2 separate regions of the Homo sapiens genome follow, and region 2 is linked to region 1. A link is a contact called in ENCODE Hi-C data. All regions are on one chromosome and are shown on one strand. The core of a region is the stretch at or near the end of the contact, and the rest is flanking DNA. Distances in the headings are between cores, read along the strand shown. Region 1 has its middle 150 kb from the start of LINC01281. Region 2 has its middle 6.1 kb from the start of LINC01283.

Region 1 (6,106 bases), core at 1,870-4,369:
AAAATGACTAAATGAGGGCAAGGGATGAAGCCAGGAGACAAATTAGGAAGCTGCTGAGATAATCCATGTGACAGATGGTGGTGACTTAGACCAAGGTGGAAGCAAGCAGTGGAGGTGTTGAGATGTTGTCAATGGGTCTGGACATAATTTGACATAATTTGAAGGTACACAGTGTCGGGAGAGAGAGGGAGAGAGAGAGAGAGAGAGAGAGAGAGAATGTTAGGGGCTGTGGTGAGAATTTTTTACTGTGGGTTGTAGTAAAAAAAAAAAAAAAGAAGAAAAATCTGAGTTCGGAGGAGGTGGCTCACGTCTATAATCCCAGCAATTTGGGAGTCTGAGGCAAGAAGATTTCTTGAGCCCAGGAGTTCAAGACCAGCCAGGCAAGCCTGGGCAACATAGTGAGATCCTGTCTCTACAGAAAATATTAAAATTAGTTGAGCATGATGGCACATGACTGTAGCCCAGGTACTTGGGAGGCTGAAGTGGGAGAATCACTTGAGCCCAGGAGGTTAAGGCTGCAGTGAGCCGTGATCGCTCCACTGCACTCCAGTGCCTGGGAGACAGAGAGAGATGCCATCTCAAAAAAAAAAAAAACAAAAAAAAACCTGAGCAATAATATTTCCCCTCCATTGTTTCCTTGAAGGCTGACTCAGAGATCCTACAACCGCTTCAGACCTCTGGATGCCAATCGAGAGTATGTCCCTGTAATGGGTGAGGCAAGCAGAAAGCTACTGTCTTACCTTCTTGGGAACTTCTGAACTTTTCCCCAAGGTGTATGGAAGAAGCAGCTCTCCTCAGCTGGCCTGCCGAATGGCCTGGCATCATGGGCCCAGCCAACAGAGTTTGGTAGACTGGACCCACTCCATGGGGTTTCAGATCACAAATGAATAGATTTCCTTTTCTTTATTTTATAGATAAGAAACTTAGATGTAGAGAACTATGACTCCTCGCCCAGTATCTTAGATCTAGTTGGTGGCAGAGCTGCAGTTTCTGTCTGCTGGTCCAGTTGTGCATGGGAAGTGCTCAGGGCAGATGGCCACCTTCTGCTTTCTTTAGCAATCTTCTCTTTCTTTCTTTCTTTCTTTCTTTCTTTTTTCTTTCTTTCTTTCTTTCTTTCTCTCTCTCTTTCTTTCTTTCTCTTTCCTTTCCTTTCCTTTCTTTCTTTTTTTTTTTGATGGATCCCCACTCTGTCACCAGGCTGGAGTGCAGTGGCTCGATCTTGGCTCACTGCAACCTCCGCCTCCCAGGTTCAAGCAATTTTCCTGCCTCAGCCTCCCAAGTAGCTAGGACTAGAGGCAAGCTCCACCACGCCCAGCTAATTTTTGTATTTTTAATAGAGACGGGGTTTCACCGTGTTCGCCAGAATGGTCTCTATCTCTTGACCTTGTGATCCACCCGCCTCAGCCTCCCAAAGTGCTGGGATTACAGGTGTGAGCCACCGTGCCTGCTCAGTAATTTTATCTTTCTAAAGAGCCCAGAGGCCTTCCCTCATGAACCAGGTCAGCTGTGCAGCGGCCAGGGTGGTGGTGCAGGGAGTTGATGCCCTCCAGGCTTCTGCTTCTTAAGGAGCCCCTTGCCTACTTGCATGCCTGCCTGCAAGCTCTGACCTCCCATTCACCCAGGCAATGAAGGAGAACAAGCAGCAGAGGCAGCCGGGCACAGTGACAGACCAAGGCAGAGTGACTAACAGTGTGAAGTGCCCATCAGGCAGTTGTGCTGGGTGTAGACTGCAGCTTTTAACACAAGTGAGGGCATGCGCCTATTGTTATTTTAATTTTTAGGCTACAGAGTTGTTATGGGCTCAGTTGTGTCCTCCCCAAAATTCAAATGTTGACATTCTTACCTCCGGTACCTCAGAATGTGACTGTATTTTGATACAGGGTTTCTACAGAGGTAATCAAACTGAAATGAGGTCTTTATCGTGGGCCCTAGTACAATATAACAAGTGTGCTTATAAGAGCAGGAAGTTTGAACACAGACACTCACAGAGAAAAGACGATGTGAGACTCTTGGGTAGTAGACAGCCATCTACATACCAAGGACAGAGGCCAACCCTGCTGGCACCCTGATCTCAGATTTCCAGCCTCTAGAAGTGCAAGAAATAAATTCCTGTCATTTAAGCCACCCAGTCCATGGTACTCTGTTATGGCAGCCTGAGCAGATTTAGACAAGAGTCATCCTGTGTTCTTAGATTGCAGGCCAAGATATGACAAGTGTTGTCCTCCCCAGTCCAAGCCGATGCCCCTAATCAAGGGGCGGCCACTGAGACAGAAATTGAGGAGTGGGGAGTGGAGAGGCCCAACACAAAGCACTTCCTGCAGCCTCTGTCTCCAGCATCCCTCCTCTCTCCTTCCCCACTGCCTTCTGGGCCCGTTATTGGCCAACCAGGAGCAGCTGTAGGGCCTCACCAGGCCCCCCCACATTGCCCGAAGGAGACCCCACAGCTAGAAGCACCTTCCTAACAGCCAGCCATTGCTCCTCTGGCACCTAAAAGCAGCTGCAAGCAAGGGCAGGGGAGAGGGTTAAGGATGCCTGGTTCTCCTGGGGTTAGCACCTAGCAGCCTCCTGTGATCCCCTCAAAAAGTAAGAAGCTTTAGCCTGTGGGTGCACCTGCTTGGTGCCTCCTGGAGACCTTGTTTTTAGCACACGCACCCTTTCCTCTCTCTGTCTGTCTTTTATTTCTAAATAAGAGAAGGCAGTTCTTTCAACACCAGAAGTGGAAAAAGAGGGAGGGGGCCAAGGAATGAAAGACTCAGAGAGTGTTACACATAACAGTGGGCGTATTTTATGGAAAGCAGCCGACAATCAGTGTTTGCAGACGCCTTTTATTTTATATTATTTCCTCATCTGTTCAGCTTTCTTGGGCGGAAGCCAGAAAGTTAATATTCTCGGTCAAAGTCGGCCTTTTATCTGTCAGGTTCAAAATGAAACCTAGACGCTGGGGTTTTAAAGTGTCTCAGCCAAAAGGCAAACACACCTTCTCAGCAACTCCAGCCCAGGGACTGTCGCTGAGGCTGATGCTCCTGAGAGAAGCCTGGCTCTTACTGGGGACTTTTGATTAAGAGTTGCTGTTGTTCCTTCAGCAGGACACGCGTCAGCCTGGGGAACCCAGCCTGACCACAGCCTTTTGGCGTCATAGCGCATGAACATGGTGCCATCAGCCAGTGTCTGGGTCACCTCACAGATCATGCCGGGGTCCTAGGCAATTTGGCTGGCTAAAAGAGGCAGGTGAAAGGAAAGGTCAGGAGGGGGTGGTTAACCCCTGCCTGAGTCCTGGCTGGGCTCCTGAAAACAGACTCTGTGAGAAACAGTCTGCAGAGTTGTGATGGTTTTCAAACTTGTCTCCAATTTCTTTGACGGTACCCCCAAGAAAAGGTGGAGCTTTATTTCCCTCCCCTTGAATCTGAGCTGCCTTTCATGACTCACTTCTAATAAAGAGTAACAAAAGTAACAAAAAGTGAAGCTATGTAGTTTCCCAGGCTAGATCATAAAAAGTAAAACAGCTTCCACCTGGCGCTCGCTCTCTCATGGGACACTCACTTTGGGAGCCCCGAACTGCCATGTAAGAAATCCAGCTGTCCTGAAGTCACTATCCTGGAGGGACTGTGTGGAGAGACCACACAGAGACACCAGGTGCCTGGCTGTGGCAGCCCTAGCTGTTACAGTGTTCTCAGCCCAAGCACCAGACATGTAAGAGAAGAAGCCTTAGTGATGTCCTCACCTCCAGCCATCTAACTGCAGCAGCATGAGAGAGCCCATGAGCTGCCTTGCTGAGCCCAGGCCCCCTGGAACTGTGAGTGCTGAGAAAATGATTACCACTATGTTACACCATTAAGTTTGGGGCTGTTTGTAATACAGCAATGGATAACCAGTACAATGGCCTTCTCCGTTTTTTGTCTCCTCCACAGCAAAACTGTGGAAGATAGGTCCCTTTCTGCTGTAAAATCCTCTTTTGGCTGTTGATCTCGGGTCAAAAGGCTTGTATTTCACTTGTGATTCTTCCTGTCACATAATATTCGTCATTCACTCAACCCTTCTAGACCTCAGTTTGCACATCTATAAAATGGGGATGATAGAATGAGGCTAACTTTACAGAGATGTTAGAAGGGTCAAATGAGATGGCGGATATAACTTATAGAGTTCTCAATGCCCTGAGATCCAAGAGCTATGATAAATACATTTCTTTTGAGGGCCTCTTCATCACAAGTGTGCTGCAGAAAGATATATGCAACCTATATAACAGGTGTTACATACATGTAGAAAATGAACAGCCCCACGCAACTCTAAGAGGAAAGAGGACTTTGTAAAATACAAGAACTACATAGAAGCTTCTTCTTATTTTTTTATGATCTATCATAATTACAAGGGGGCAACCACTGATGTTGCTCAGCTGTGGAGATTAATTTTATTCTAGGAAGCCCAAGACTTTGTGGCCCTCTCATTTATACCCTAATCAAAGTGAGGGCCTCTGCAGTCAATTTGGGATGTCCCCTATATTTGGAGGTGACTTAAAATGCAGTGGGAAGTCCCTGGGAGTAGAATTCCAGAGGCCTCCCTGTATCAATCGCCCCACTCAACCCCAGACCCAAGTACACTCAGTAGCATATTTGGGGCTCAACCAAAACTGAAAATAGGATCTGCAGGAAGGGATGAGGAGTGAGAATTTTACCACATGCTACACTATCCCACACTTAGCTTGGACCCAGAATTCTTCTCGCCTCTCTGAGTATTCTGCCCTCAGCACTAAACCCTTGGCGTGTCTAGGGGCCTCTCCCTTTCTTACAATATGGCTGCAGCTAATAAAGGCATAAATGCTGCAAAGCACTTATTACAGTAATATTATCTTTATATTATCCCAGCATTACCAGGCCGTGCTCAGGGGCCGGGGAGGCGGGAGAACCTCTTCGGTGCTGTCAGTAATCGGAGGAAGGCAGTTTAGTTTAATGATAATGACTTACACTTACATAGCTGCCCTCATCCCAGAGGACCCTGGAGCACTTTACAAACACACTCTCACTCTGAGCCTTTCTAACAAACCTGAGCCGCAGCAATGCTTATAAATAATATATATTCTGAGTGCCTCTATATACTGCAAATGTATGATATAAATATGTATAAATGTAACAAATATGATTTTTGCATGTTACATTTATAATCTTTAAAAAAACGGTGACCCATCATGGGTGTGCAGTCACAAAACAGACTCATAGGATGCTGAAGTCCGATAGATAGTGATACTGCACAATAGATAGTGATACAGACAGTGATACTGAACCATTTACAACAGGTATCAGCCTGGGGCTTTTCAAAGCTAAGGAAATCCTTCACAGTTTGCATTCATTGGGCTCCTCTTTCACTGGGAAGGTCATTCTTAGGTGAAGTTTGTTCAACCAGTTTCAGCTCAGGGTCAAGCAAATCCACAGATGTGGACAGCGTGGATGCACACCAGGGTTGATTTTGAAGCGTCAACACCAATGTGCTGTGTGATCACGGACAAAGCAGTAATCTTCTCTGGGCCTCAGTGGAATCCTCAACGTAAGTGGCTATAAGGCTCTGCGGTAGCTTGTGGCATTGTTCTCAATCCTTCAGGCCCTTCCTATATTAGAATTACATACATTTATGCCCTTTGCCAAGTGTATTTGTAGTTCTTCACATTAGAGTAGACAGAGTTTCCTTCACTATCTCGTGGATTCAGAGTTCGGTCATGTTTTCTGATTACCATTGTTGTGCAACAAATGGCCCCAAAACTTAGTAATAAAGAACAATAACCATTTTATTATGTTGATGGACACTGTGGATCAGGAATTTGCTTGGGAGTACAGTCAGGATGGTTTGTTTCTACACCAGGATGTCTAGAACCTCAGTCGGAAAGACTAGAAATCTGAAAGTGACTCAATATTTAGAGCTGGGATCATCTAACAGTTGTGGTCTCACATGTCTAGAGCCTGGCTTGGGCTAGTCTGAAGACTAGGACAGCCAACCAGAGTGCCTACATGAGGCCTCCCCAGTGAACCTGGGCTTCCTTACAACATGGTGGTCTCAGAGTAGTCAGACTTCTTACACGGCACCTCAGGCCTCTGAGTGCAAGCGATCCAGTGACCAGGTG
Region 2 (6,106 bases), core at 2,394-4,893, 270 kb before region 1:
TTGCTTGAGCCCATTCTTCCTGGTCTTTGGAGTCTCAGTTTTGGCAGCTCCATTCTTCCAGTCGCTCAGGTCCAAAACCTTACATTCATCCTTCAGTTTTTCCTTTTGCCCATTCTTGCAGTAAATCCCACTGGCAGCACTTTAAAACAGAGATGCAGAACCTCGCCACTTGCCACCCTCTCTAGTCCCGCCTCACCCTCTCAAGCCTGGATCACTGAGGCAGCCTCTTGAGTGACTGCCCTAACAGCTTGTTCTTAACACGACAGCTAAAGTGCTCCCTTATTATTATATATTTTTTTCAGAGACAGGGGTCTTACTTTTGTTGCCCAGGCTGGTCTTGAACCTTGGCCTCAAGTGATCCTCCTGCCTCAGCCTCTAGAGAAGCTGTGACTACAAGCACAAGCCACCATTCTGGGCTTAAAATGCTCCTTGTAGAACATGAGTCAGACCGTGTCCCTCCACAGCTCACTACCTTCCAATGGCCCCCAGCTCATCCGAAGGAAAGCCAGTCATCACAGTGGCACACATGGCCCTACCCAATCTCCCCTTCCCCCATTGCCCCTGTGACTTCATTTCCTACCACCCTCCCCATTGTCCCCCTGCCTTAGTCATGACTGCTTCCTTGCCCTTCCCCCAACAGGCTAGGCACACATCTATCTGAGGGCCTTTGCCCTGGCCCTTTCCTCCTTCTTCTTCTTCAGGGCTTGACCCCAAAGTCACCTTCTAGTGACACCTTTCCAGACCTATTAAAGGCTGCAACCCTATTACTCTCTTCAACCCTCCCTAGCAACCTTCCTTGATTTGTTGCTATTCATAGCTCTTTACAACCTTGCTATATATTTTACTCCCCCACTAGAATGTAGGCTCCGTGAGGGCAAGAAATTGGGGCAGTTGGTTCACAACTGAATTTTTAATACCTAGAAGAAGGCCTGGAACAGTGATGTGCCTGATAACAATTTGTTGAGTACATAACATTAATTTTCTTGGGTCATAATCTATGCTGTTAGTGACCAGTGTATTTTTCTCTCCTTTCCTTTCTCTTTCCTTCCTTTCTTCCTCCTTTCTTCCTCCCTTCCTCTTCTTCTTTCTCGTCCTTCATCCTCTCTTCCTTTCCTCACATCTCCTCGCTTCCTCTTCTCCTTTTCTTTCTTAACTAAATAATGCTTACTCTACCTTCAATTTCTGTAGTGCCTTGTAGTTTGTAACACTCTTTCACACAATCTCATCCGATCTTGGCAATAACTGTGGGAGGCCAACTGGGCAAGCCCTTCTATCCTCCTATGATTGAGGGGTCAGCCTGAGGTGAAGGAAAATGAAGCAGGTGTTCTAGATGGCCCACAGTTGATTCTCTGGGCTCAGATGCTGGGCTGCTTACCTCCAGTTGTGGTTCATGGTTTCCAGTCCCCTAACAGCCTTTCAGCTCCAGTGACCACATCTCCCTGCTTCTCTGCCCTGGACATGCTCAGTTGAGCACAAGTGCAACTCAGAGGTACAGGGGGAGTTAATGTCCCCAGGGCAACCCTGAAACATGGGGGATGAGAGTTGGTAGATGTTGTGGATTGAATGTTTGTGTCCCTCTGAAATTTATATGTCAAAGCCTTAACCTCCAGTGTGATAGTATTTGGAGGTGGGGTCTTTGAGAGATGATTAGATTTAGATGAGGTCATGGGAATGGGGGTCCCCATGATGGTACTAATATCCCTATACGAAGAGGAAGAAATGAGACAGAGTTCTCTCTCTTTCTGTCATGTGAGGACACAGCGAGATTGCAGCTGTCTGCAAGCCAGGAAGAGAGCTCTCACTAACAACCGAATCTGTGGCATCTTGTTCTTGGACTTCTAGCTCCCAGAACTGTGAGAAATAAACACCTGTTTTTCAACCCATCCATTTCTTTGGTATTTGTTATGGCAGCCTGATGGACTAATACAGTAGGTAAATACCCAGTCTCCCTGTCCCCAGACGGGACAATTCTAAGGCATGTTGCACTGGGTTTCTGGAAGATTCTCTGGAGGGATTGAGCCCCAGCTGCCCACAGGGGTAATGTCCTCATTAACACCTCTTTTATTTGCTTCCCTCACTTCCCTGCCTCACTTCCCTGATTCCTTGCTGTGCTTCCTGGGATCACCTCCCAGTCAAACCACCTGCATCTAAGTCCTTTATGAGATACCTAACCTGATGCAGAAGGGGACACCAGGTTTTTCTGATGATACTGAGAGATGCTTCTGCGACCTTGGACAAGGGCTGCCAGATGTACAAATAAATACAGGACTCCCATTTACATGTGAATTTTAGATAAACAACAGATACATTTTTAGTGTAAGTTCTGTGCAATATTGGGGGCATACTTACACTAAAAATTGTTGTTTGGGCATATTTATACTAAAAAATCATTGTTTATTGGAAATCCAAATTTACCTGGGCATCTTGTATTTTCTCTGGCAACCTGAATCATGGCTGGAAAGAAGGGTGAACTAATTAGGAAACTGGAAATGATTACAAAGTCCTGGATTTTGTGTCATTCTGGACTGGATAAGGCAGATTTGTGAGCCTTTTAACCTTTATCATACCTAATCTGGGAGTGGTTTGCACCCCATCATCCTCTTGGGCACCCTATACAGCTAACTGCATGTGAGGACAGTCGGGGAGAAACATCACTCAAGGAGGTTAAGGAAATGACCACAACCCAGGGGTCTGTTCCCTGAGGTGAAAACCCTAGTGGCCTTCAAGGCTGTAGTCATACATTTCCCAGGTAGCCTTAGAAGGAGTAGCAGTACAGAGTGCCAACAGCAGAAAATGGAAAGTCTTAATCACATTCCTTTCTTTGGCTACCATCAGCATGACAGCAGTAAAATTGTGTTTCAGCAGCAGGGGGCCCAGCCAACCTGCTACTGGTCACTTCCCCACAGGGCCTGGGACTGAGGACTGCATGAGTGCTGGATACTAACTCCATGCCTCACCTTACTCTAAGCATGTCACAGAGATTAGCACATTTAATACAGCAACAACTCAAGGAGAGAGGTAGAACCTCAGATGAGGAAACTGAAGCACATTAAATCACTCAGCTCTGAGATGGGAGATCTGGCATCCAGACCCAAGCAGTGTGACATGGGTGATGTCACTTCTAGTCACTGTAACACACTCCTCAGAACTGTTCCTGGGACCATGAAATAGTGCATGTAAAGGACCCAGCCCAAAGTCACTGCCCAGGTGGAGTCTGAAGGTGTCCATTCCAGATATCGTCATTATTTTAATATTACTCTTATCCCCATCTTCTCTTGAGCCCTGAAAATGGCAGTCAGCCCTAGTGATGGTGACTGTAGAGAGACCAGGCTGGTCTGTCTTCCCGAGGGCTGCTGGGCAGCCCAGATAAACTTTTCAATCCCTTAATCCCCTTCACCGAGACTGCAGTCACCTCCTGCCTCCATCTTGCAGGCCATGAGTTTATCGCACAGTCAGAAATAGCTGCCAGGTCCCCTGGAAAACAAGCCTGCAAAAGAAGCCTGTGAAGCACAAGCTCCAGGCAGGAGCAAACCAAACAACAACCTGCACTGCGGTCAGGCAAAAAAGCCCCTCTGTGTTTGTTATCAATGCTGACCGGGTGCTGGGATGGTTTTGGTTTTGGTTTTCTTTTAACAGTGGCTTAGCTGTTTTTATAAGAGCTGAATTCTGATGCTAGGCCAGGCAGCTAAAGTAGAATCCACCCAATATTCCCCCTCCTTTTACAACTAGCCATAGGGAAGTCCTGAATTTGGGCTCCAGATCTCCCAGCTTTCAGGATACACTCATCTGGCCTCTGCCTTGCCCTCATCTTAAGTCCTAGAGTGTTGCTAACAGGGGCAAGATAAGGACACCGACAGGGTGGGCGCCTCTATATGCTGTCGGTGCCCCGCCCTGTTCCCTCAGCCTGTTCAGGCTGACTCCTAACTGCCAGTGTGTGTGTCTCTTTGCCTGATGGCTTTCTAGAAACTGTGGACCACCACACTGCCCGTGCACATGAAAGAATTACATGACTATTGCAAGCTAGTGTATAAACAGCCCAGCTCCATGAATGAGATAACTTGGATAAGGTTGTGCGTTCTCCACCAGTGCTACTTGAAGTGTGGTCTCCAGGCCCTTGACAAGCTGTGAAATGTTTATTGCTTGTACATTTCAAGGTACATACACAAATGGAAAGTTGGCGTTTACGAACGTTTATAGCAATTTGACATTGCTGTGACATTTTAATTGTATTTTTACAAAAGTATCCACTTATAATGGATTGATAACAACAGCAGACAACCTGGTACTTTCCCCAGACAGCTTGAGAAGCACTGGTCTCTCTAGTTCCTAGTTTCCCCAGTGGGATTAAACTCCAGTTGCCCACCGTGCCAGCCAACTTGATAATGCACCTTTGACTGGCTCCCTTTCGTTACCTGTCTCATTTTCCTACTCCGCTACCAGTGTTTCTTGCATTTCTCAAATAAACTATTTGCATTCATTTCTTTGTTTTGGGGTCGGCTTCTGGGGCAACCCAAACTCAGACACCCTCCCTTGTAAAAGGCTGCCCACGCTGCCATCTGCTGCCTGGGGCATGTCACTGGTGGCTCCTTCATTTTTTCCCCAAGGAATTAGGTAGCCCATTAAGGATGATAAATTTATCTGCCCACCTCTGCATTTCTTCCAGCATCCATGGCCTAAGGTCATGAAGTCACTGCCCTCGGCGTTCTTTGCTTTTTCAGAATGACACACTGGCTGGAGCTGACAGAAAACACACTTTCAGACAGTTGGCAGCCAAGAATCATCAATATTCTGCTTAATATTGAATGCCCCCCACTGCCTTTCTAAGATGGGCTCTTACAGGGCAATGTGGCTTCAAGATAAAGGTCTGAAGCATGCCCTGGGCAGCAGATAGTGGCATGGGTAGCCTTATACAAGAAAGGGTGTTTGACTTTGGGTTGCCCCAGAGGCCAAAGTTGAAACAAAATTTATAGGCTAGAAGGGCCAGTTAGAAAAACCTGTTCTTTTTCGGAAGTCACTTTTGCATGTACGTGGAATGCTTTTGTTCAGATATAAAGCACCCAGGCTCAGTCTGTTATGCCCTGAATCATTTTCTTGTGGCTCAGGGCCTCCCTTGACTTGAGTGCTATTATCCCTCTGCCTGTTAGACCATGCTCTCTATCTCTGGGCTTGCTCCTTGGTTGTTTACAGATTTCTCAATCTGTCTGCTCAGGCTGAAAGAGACCCCACCGCCCATAAAAACTCTGTGGTTCTAAATCATTTCTCTCTCTCTTTCACTCAACTCAGTCCCCAAAACTCCCAGAGCCCGGAATTAAAACCATCTTGAAATCCAAATTTGTACTTCTCCATCTAGCAAAGTAATTTTACCTTTGGCTTTTTGGGGGTGTTTATGTCGGTACTTCAGACATCCCTGTTGGCCACCAGTCCTCAGTGCTTGCCCTACTCTAGTGGTCTGGAGTAGAATGATTCTCTTGAAGCTTTTTACATATTTTGCAAATAATGTCTGTCCTCCCGGCTCGGCCAGGCTGGAGTCAGCAGGCCACCTGCACAAGCATGCACACTGGCTCTTAGGAACGTGTTCAGTTCTGGGGTAGGGGCTTGCTGGCACTAATGTACATCCATTTAGAAATCCCTCAATGAGAATGTGAGTGAGTCTAGCACCGTTTCAGGGACTGTGGCCAAGGGTTGTAGCTGTTTCAGTCTGGCTGGGGGAAAAATGAACTATGATCAGTAAGAGCTACTGAGAGGCAGAATAGGAGGAGGGGCAGAGGTCAGACTCTGGGGCTGATTGCCTGAGTTCAAATTCTGGCTTTGTGTGACTTTGACAAGTAATCTAACTTCTCTGGGCTTCACGTTCTTCAACTATAAAAGGGTGATAGTAGGAGCCCCTATCTTAAGGGATTGTCTTGATGATTTCACGAGTTAATCTAAATTAGTTTTCAATGCCTCAAAACGTTAGCTGTACTATTACTATTAATACTACGACTGCTCTGTGATATTAAATAGAAGTGATACACAGAAAATAGGAGTTAAGGTGGACTTTGGTAATCAGAGAAGGCTTCCTGGAGGAGGAGGCTTGATCTAGGCAAGGAAAGTTGGGTAGGATTCT

The links. Hi-C counts contacts between places; a loop is a spot of excess contacts on that map. Pooled maps may share reads with other maps.
Region 2: a loop to region 1 is called in a pooled map, with 2.7 times the contacts of the local background. The contact joins two enhancer-like sites. A Hi-C loop is called at or near these places in 4 of 168 maps with a recorded cell type or tissue (CD4-positive, alpha-beta memory T cell, CD8-positive, alpha-beta T cell and naive thymus-derived CD4-positive, alpha-beta T cell), 11 of 37 single-sample maps with no recorded cell type and 12 of 50 pooled maps.

What each region holds. Positions count from the first base shown.
Region 1 is chrX:39,171,849-39,177,954 of GRCh38, reverse strand. No RefSeq gene overlaps it. Among named protein-coding and RNA genes, the nearest start is that of LINC01281, 150 kb to the left of the region's middle. Within about 2 kb of position 3,119, at least 7 of the 41 ENCODE cell types and tissues checked have a DNase peak (open chromatin) inside an H3K27ac peak, as active enhancers do; they include CD8-positive, alpha-beta T cell, where a contact is called at or near this core.
Region 2 is chrX:39,437,853-39,443,958 of GRCh38, reverse strand. No RefSeq gene overlaps it. Among named protein-coding and RNA genes, the nearest start is that of LINC01283, 6.1 kb to the right of the region's middle. RefSeq lists enhancers at 3,267-3,316, 3,407-3,686. Within about 2 kb of position 3,643, at least 4 of the 41 ENCODE cell types and tissues checked have a DNase peak (open chromatin) inside an H3K27ac peak, as active enhancers do; they include CD8-positive, alpha-beta T cell, where a contact is called at or near this core.